2 separate regions of the Homo sapiens genome follow, and region 1 is linked to region 2. A link is a loop called in an ENCODE intact Hi-C map of the cell type or tissue named here. Cell type or tissue: endothelial cell of umbilical vein. All regions are shown on one strand. Each heading gives the region's core, and the rest is flanking DNA. Links, peaks and the distances in the headings are about the cores only. Region 1 overlaps LINC02789 (long intergenic non-protein coding RNA 2789). Region 2 has its middle 320 kb from the start of LINC02789.

The links. A loop is a pair of places that touch in the nucleus more often than their neighbours do. Peaks named below come from ENCODE experiments on the same cell type or tissue, not always from the same donor. Only the 100,000 strongest peaks of a DNase experiment are listed, where the experiment ranks them.
Region 1: it touches region 2 in a loop (7-fold over the local background); 2 of 110 quality-filtered maps call a loop at or near these places.

The regions. Positions count from the first base shown.
Region 1 is chr1:199,271,478-199,274,287 of GRCh38, reverse strand. The region is part of intron 3 of LINC02789 (long intergenic non-protein coding RNA 2789); the gene reads right to left. Among named protein-coding and RNA genes, the nearest start is that of LINC02789, 120 kb to the right of the region's middle. RefSeq lists an enhancer at 814-2,013. In endothelial cell of umbilical vein, for the core only: no CTCF peak of the experiment used is centred there; a DNase peak (open chromatin) is centred at 1,447; H3K27ac peaks cover 2,245 bases.
Region 2 is chr1:199,462,245-199,465,054 of GRCh38, reverse strand. No RefSeq gene overlaps it. Among named protein-coding and RNA genes, the nearest start is that of LINC02789, 320 kb to the right of the region's middle. In endothelial cell of umbilical vein, for the core only: a CTCF peak has its summit at 1,343 (motif pointing right); a DNase peak (open chromatin) is centred at 1,334.

The sequences.
Region 1 (2,810 bases), core at 277-2,776, 190 kb after region 2:
AACACCAGGCCAAGTAGGAGGAGACATTCTTAGTGCTGTGGTATCACTATCACCTGTTTCCCAGTGCTTAGAGTCTGGAAAAGGGATAAGCCCTTGCTTCTAAATGCATTTGTAGGTCACAATGTTTGCATTTGCAAATGTGATAAGCTCTCCCTCTAATCTCTATTTCTTGGTTCCCACGTATGTTCCAATTCTTGCTTGAGGCTTCCCTGTGGTGGGGTCTTACAATAGCTCTTACGACTCATATTCTCCTGTTTCAAAATAACTCAGCTCTCCACTCACCATTCCAACTATCTTTTGCAACTCAAATTACCCCAGGGCTAAACATTAAGCTACATATTAAGAGAAAGCTCATTGAAATAATTTTTACCTTGATGTGAGTAACTAATGAGGAGGCTATCTTGACTCTCCAGGGGCACTTGTGTTTCAAAAATGGAAATTTGTTAACTAAAGTAAATTGCCAATTAGTGGACAGTGTTGTGGTAAGAAAAAAAGGTGAAGGAAGTTTCCAGACTGTAAGGGAAATATTTCTGGAAAGAAAAACTTTCTCTCTGTGCATTCTCATTCCTCTTTACTCATACAGGTACTTACAAAATTTTAACTGTAAGTTTCTTGCAATATTATTATCATAAGATGAAAATATATTTCAACATTTTCATGGACTCTGATAATAGTCTCACTGACAATGTACTTTTTATTTTTTTTAAACATTTATTTTGTCTTATTTGTTGGATGTTATCTAAGTTAACTGAAGAACACTTCGTAACTTCCAAATATTTTTCTATCGAAAAAATTTGAGGCCATCTTATAGAGAAACAATATAGAGTAGTACATACAAGACTTCTGGTATTTTACAATTTGTTAATAATGGCTTAAATGTTTTTGCTTTGTTTTGCTATTGGAACTGTAATAACACAGAATAGCAGTTGGCATCAAGTTGGAGGCCTTGCCTTAAATCCAGGCTCTACTGCTTACTACTTATGGATTTGGGGCATGTTATTTTCTCCTATTTGTGCCTCTGTTTCTTCTTACTTACCTTGCAGATTCATTATGAAGATTAAATCAATTAATGCATGTAAAGTGCTTATCATAGAACTTGGCATCTTATAAAGGCTCAATAAGTGCTAGCTATATTATTGTTATCACCTCTATACCTTCTCTGTGCTTCCAAAAGCAGATTTTATTTAATGTTTAAGTCCTAAATGTTGAATATATATTATGTCACCCACAGAGAGGAAGAATAATCTGAGTCATGTAATTACAACTAAAAAAGTATCATGATCTACCCACAGGTACTTTCCTCTGAACAGCACCTAAACATTGTCTCATTTTAAATTTCTTGTCACTATACTAACAGTTTATAAATAAATACACAGTAACCTCAGAGGGAGGCCTGGCATGTCCGGTTTAGGCAGTAGCCAGCTGGGCTGAGGGCTGCTGGCTTTGGGTCAAGAGCAAGCGCCCCCATGCCGGTCATTAGTTGCCAGGAAATGCTTTCCTTATTAGTCATTATTGCCTGAGGATTTTCTAGTGATAGAGTGTTAATACTGTAAGAAATGCTATAATTGCATGACTAGATTAGAAGATATGTACTGTACTTCATTATTCTACTTTGAAGTCTACCACTAAAGTGATCACTTTGCCAAAGAAAAAAATATGGAATATATTTCAAAGAATTTTCAATGTAAATGTAGATTTAGTTGTACAATTAAGAGCAGAAACAAGTAAGCGGGACTAGTAAGTGAGATTAAAATGTTAGAAACATATTCTATCAATAAATGCATTTATTGAGAGCCTACTATGTGCCTCACATCATCCTAAGAAGAAGACATGGCCTGTGATGACACAGACATTTGACATTTACAATCCTGTTAGAGAATCAAAACTAAGAGGTATAAAACAATAGAAGAAATAGCACTGTTCGTGTCACAACTTTGTACTGAGATAAGCAATACTAATTTATAAAAATTGCTTGGCAAACAAAGTCATCTGAACTTAGACAAGGTATTTGAATATGGTTAAGCAATCGGCAATGCTATTTGAGAACTTTTAACCTCGACTTCAAATGTTCCACTTGAGAGCTAGGATTGCAGGCATTTCTTGCTGCCAAAGCCACTTGGTAACCAGATCTCAAAACAATAAAAGGCTAAAAAGAACCTATTAGTGCTATGAAACTTTTCTGCTAAGAAAACTTAGAACAGCACAGAAATTACCACACAGATACTCTTTGTGCAAAACTTTTTACTAGGAGTCACCAGAAATAAAGGTGCCCGACAAACATTAGATGAGTGAAGAAGGGAGAAAGAAGGGGTGTGGGGTGGCTAATGTCTACTGGCCACCTGGGCCTGCCCTCTACCAGGTTCCAGACAGCAAGGTAACCACGTAAACTTAGGAGGGACGGAGCCCATCCTACAAGGCTATTCTGGTACCATCTTGATGCTTTAGACCTTATTTTCAGAAATCCATGAGCATCTCTAAAATGGGTCTGACCTTGGGCTTTTAAAACAAATGTTTAAAAATTAAGCTAACTTATATAATACCATTAACGACTGATAGACTGAAACCCAATTTCTTGGTTTCTAATGGCAATTTTTTTTTTTGTATGGTGCATTTGAGGATCATCTTTGGATCCCAAACATATTTGGTTCTCTATTACCAGTAGCTGTGCTTTAGCAGAATATCTGTTTTTGTATAGATACATTTTATGAAGAATGTTCAAAACTAAACTCTTTAGCCAATAAAGATGTTTCTCTCTTTTATGGAGGATATGTACAGTGTCTTAATAACTTGAAGGGTGGGACTCACAGCAT
Region 2 (2,810 bases), core at 127-2,626:
ATCTCATTTTGAATTTTAATCCCCATAATCCTCAGGTGTTAAGGGAAGAACGTGGTGGGAGGTAGGTGGATCATGGGAACAATTTCCGCCATGTTGTTTTTGTGATAGTGAGTGAGTTTCACAAGATCTGATGGTTTTATAAGTGTTTGACAGTTCCTCCTTCATGCACTCTCTCTTGCCTGTCACCATGTAAGATACGCTTGCTTCCCCTTCTGCCATGATTGTTTCCTGAGGCCTCCCCAGCCATGCAGAAGTGTGAGTCAATTAAACTTTTCCTTATAAATTACCCAGTCTCGGGCAGTTCTTTATAGAAGTGTGAGAACAGACTAATATAACCACTCCACACCTGCGTTACAGTAACAGCTATTTTCTCTAGTAGTTTAGAAAGTTTGCTCCTAAACAAGCTTATGGCAGTTACCATTAAATGTTAAATGTATCTATTAAGTTTATTAATACTCTTGCACTCATTGTCTCTCCTGCCACCCTGTGAAGAGGTGCCTTCTGCCATGATTGCAAGTTTCCTGAGGCCTCCGCAGCTATGTGGAACTGTGAGTCAATTAAACCTCTTTTCTTTATAAATTACTCAGTCTTGGATACTTCTTCATAGCAGTGTGAGAATGAGCTAATACAGGGTTCAATCTAATTGGTGACCATTGACCTTTTTATACCTGAATATCTATAGATTTATCTAGGTTTGGAAAGTTATCTGGTATTAATTCTTTGATTTAGCTTTTTACACCTTTACTTTTCCAGCTTTCTCTTCCTGACTATATGCTCTTCTAATGTTGTCTCATGGATCCCATAAACCTTCTTTATTACTTTTTATTCTCTTTTCTTCTCTATGTATTTTCAAATAGCCTGACTTCAAGCTCATTGATTCTTTTGTCTGCTGTTGATGCTCTCTATTGTACTTTTCATTTCATTTCATCCATTATGTATTTCAACTCCACAATTTCTGTTTTTGTTTTATTTCAATCTCTTTGTTAATTTTATCTGAAAAATTCATGAATTGTTTCTTTGAGTTTTACTGAAGTTCATTGAGCTTCCTTAAAACAGCTATTTTATTTGAGAGATCTCTATCACTTTGGATTAGTCACTGGTGCTTTATTTTTTTCATTTGGTGAGGTCATAGTCCCTGGATATTTCTGATGTTTGCAGACATGTGAGAATGTCTGCACATTGAAGGATTAGGTATTTATTCCATTCTTTACAGTCTGGCTTTGTTTATATCAGTCCTTATTCAGAGGCTTTCCAGAGATTCCAAGCAGATCTCTGAGCCTGTAATAACTGTGTTTTCTGAGCATGTGATAACTGCAGTTGTCTTAGCACTAGAGGGTGCTCTAATCCCAGGCTTGCTGTGAGTCTTGTGAGAGCTCCAAGGTTGATGTGGCTCTCTGGCCTGAATGTACCTAGGGAAGACCCAAAGAGCGTACTGGGGCTGTGTGGAAAAGCTGGTCATGGAGCTGCCCCCAGAAGAGTGTCCTGTTGGCCCAGACACATGTGCCTCCCAGCAGGCCCTATGCAGGTGATAGATCCCTGACTGCAGCAGAGGGGATGGAGTTGAGACTGCACCCCCTCAGGATCTTGTGTGGGATGGAGGCTGGTGAGCCCATCTTGTTGGTTCAAATGGGTATTTGTCTCCCAGCAGGACCCTGCACAAGTAGGGGTATTTCCTTGACTGTAACAGGAGGGTCCAAAGCTGAGACTAGGACCCCTCAAGACCTGCTATGTGATGGCTGCTGGCAAGCCTGTCTCATTGACTCAGACAAGCGTGTGTTTCCCAGTAAATTTCTATACAGGAGGGGTCGTTTCTCAACTAGCATAAGTGGAGCCAGAATTGAGACTAGGCCACCTCAAAATCTGCTGTGGGATGGAGGTTGGAGAGCCCAGTTTCATTGGCTCAGAGGCGCATGTTTCTCCCAGCAGGTTCTTAAACAGATGGTACAGTTATCCAACTGCTGTGGGAGGGCCAAAGCTGAGACTGGGCTTCCTTGGGATATTCTGTGAGATGACAGTGGTGAGCCAATATTGTTGGCTTAGATGGGTGTGGGTATGAATTTTCCAGCATGCTTGTGCACAGATAGGATTGTTTCCCCACTGCAGCAGGAAGGACTGGAACTAAGACAAGGCATGCTCAAGATCTGTTATGGGACAGATGTTGGCAAGCCCATCATGGAGGCTCAGACTCTTGAGCTGAGAGATATGGTCATATTTCCCTCTAGGTCCTTATATTAGCAGTTCTGAGCTGGGACCTCAGCTGAGGGGGTTGGGGTCAAGCTACAGGGGAACTTTCACATTCACTGCTGACCCTGATGTCAGTGGACAGATAAGCCTCTCCACAAGGTACTAGTGTGTGCAGTTTCTCCTGGACAGCTTGGCTGATGGTTTTGTTGCATGCTGAAGGCCATATGGGGCTGTAGCCAAGCCCTTTGGGAAATGAGGCTGTTTTCAGACTTGAACCAAGGAGCGTAATTGGTAGATCAGCCAACTGGGTGTCAGTCTGCATTCTCAAAATGACACTTTTAGATCTTGGGCTCCACTAAGATTTCACAACTTCCAATCTGAATCCTAAGGCTCCAGCAGAGAGACCTTTGTCTGTGGATAAGTGCAAAAGTTTTGTTGTTGTTTGGGGATGTGAGAGGGTTACCTCCTATTCTGCCATTTTGCAGATGTCTACTCCTAATTTTATTTTTTTCTAATTTTTCACTCTGTTTTTCAGGGCAAATAAGTTGAGAATGTTTTATTCTCTTCTGATTTCTGAAAGGGTTTGTGAAAGATCTGTGTACTATGTAAATGTTTGATAGAATTCA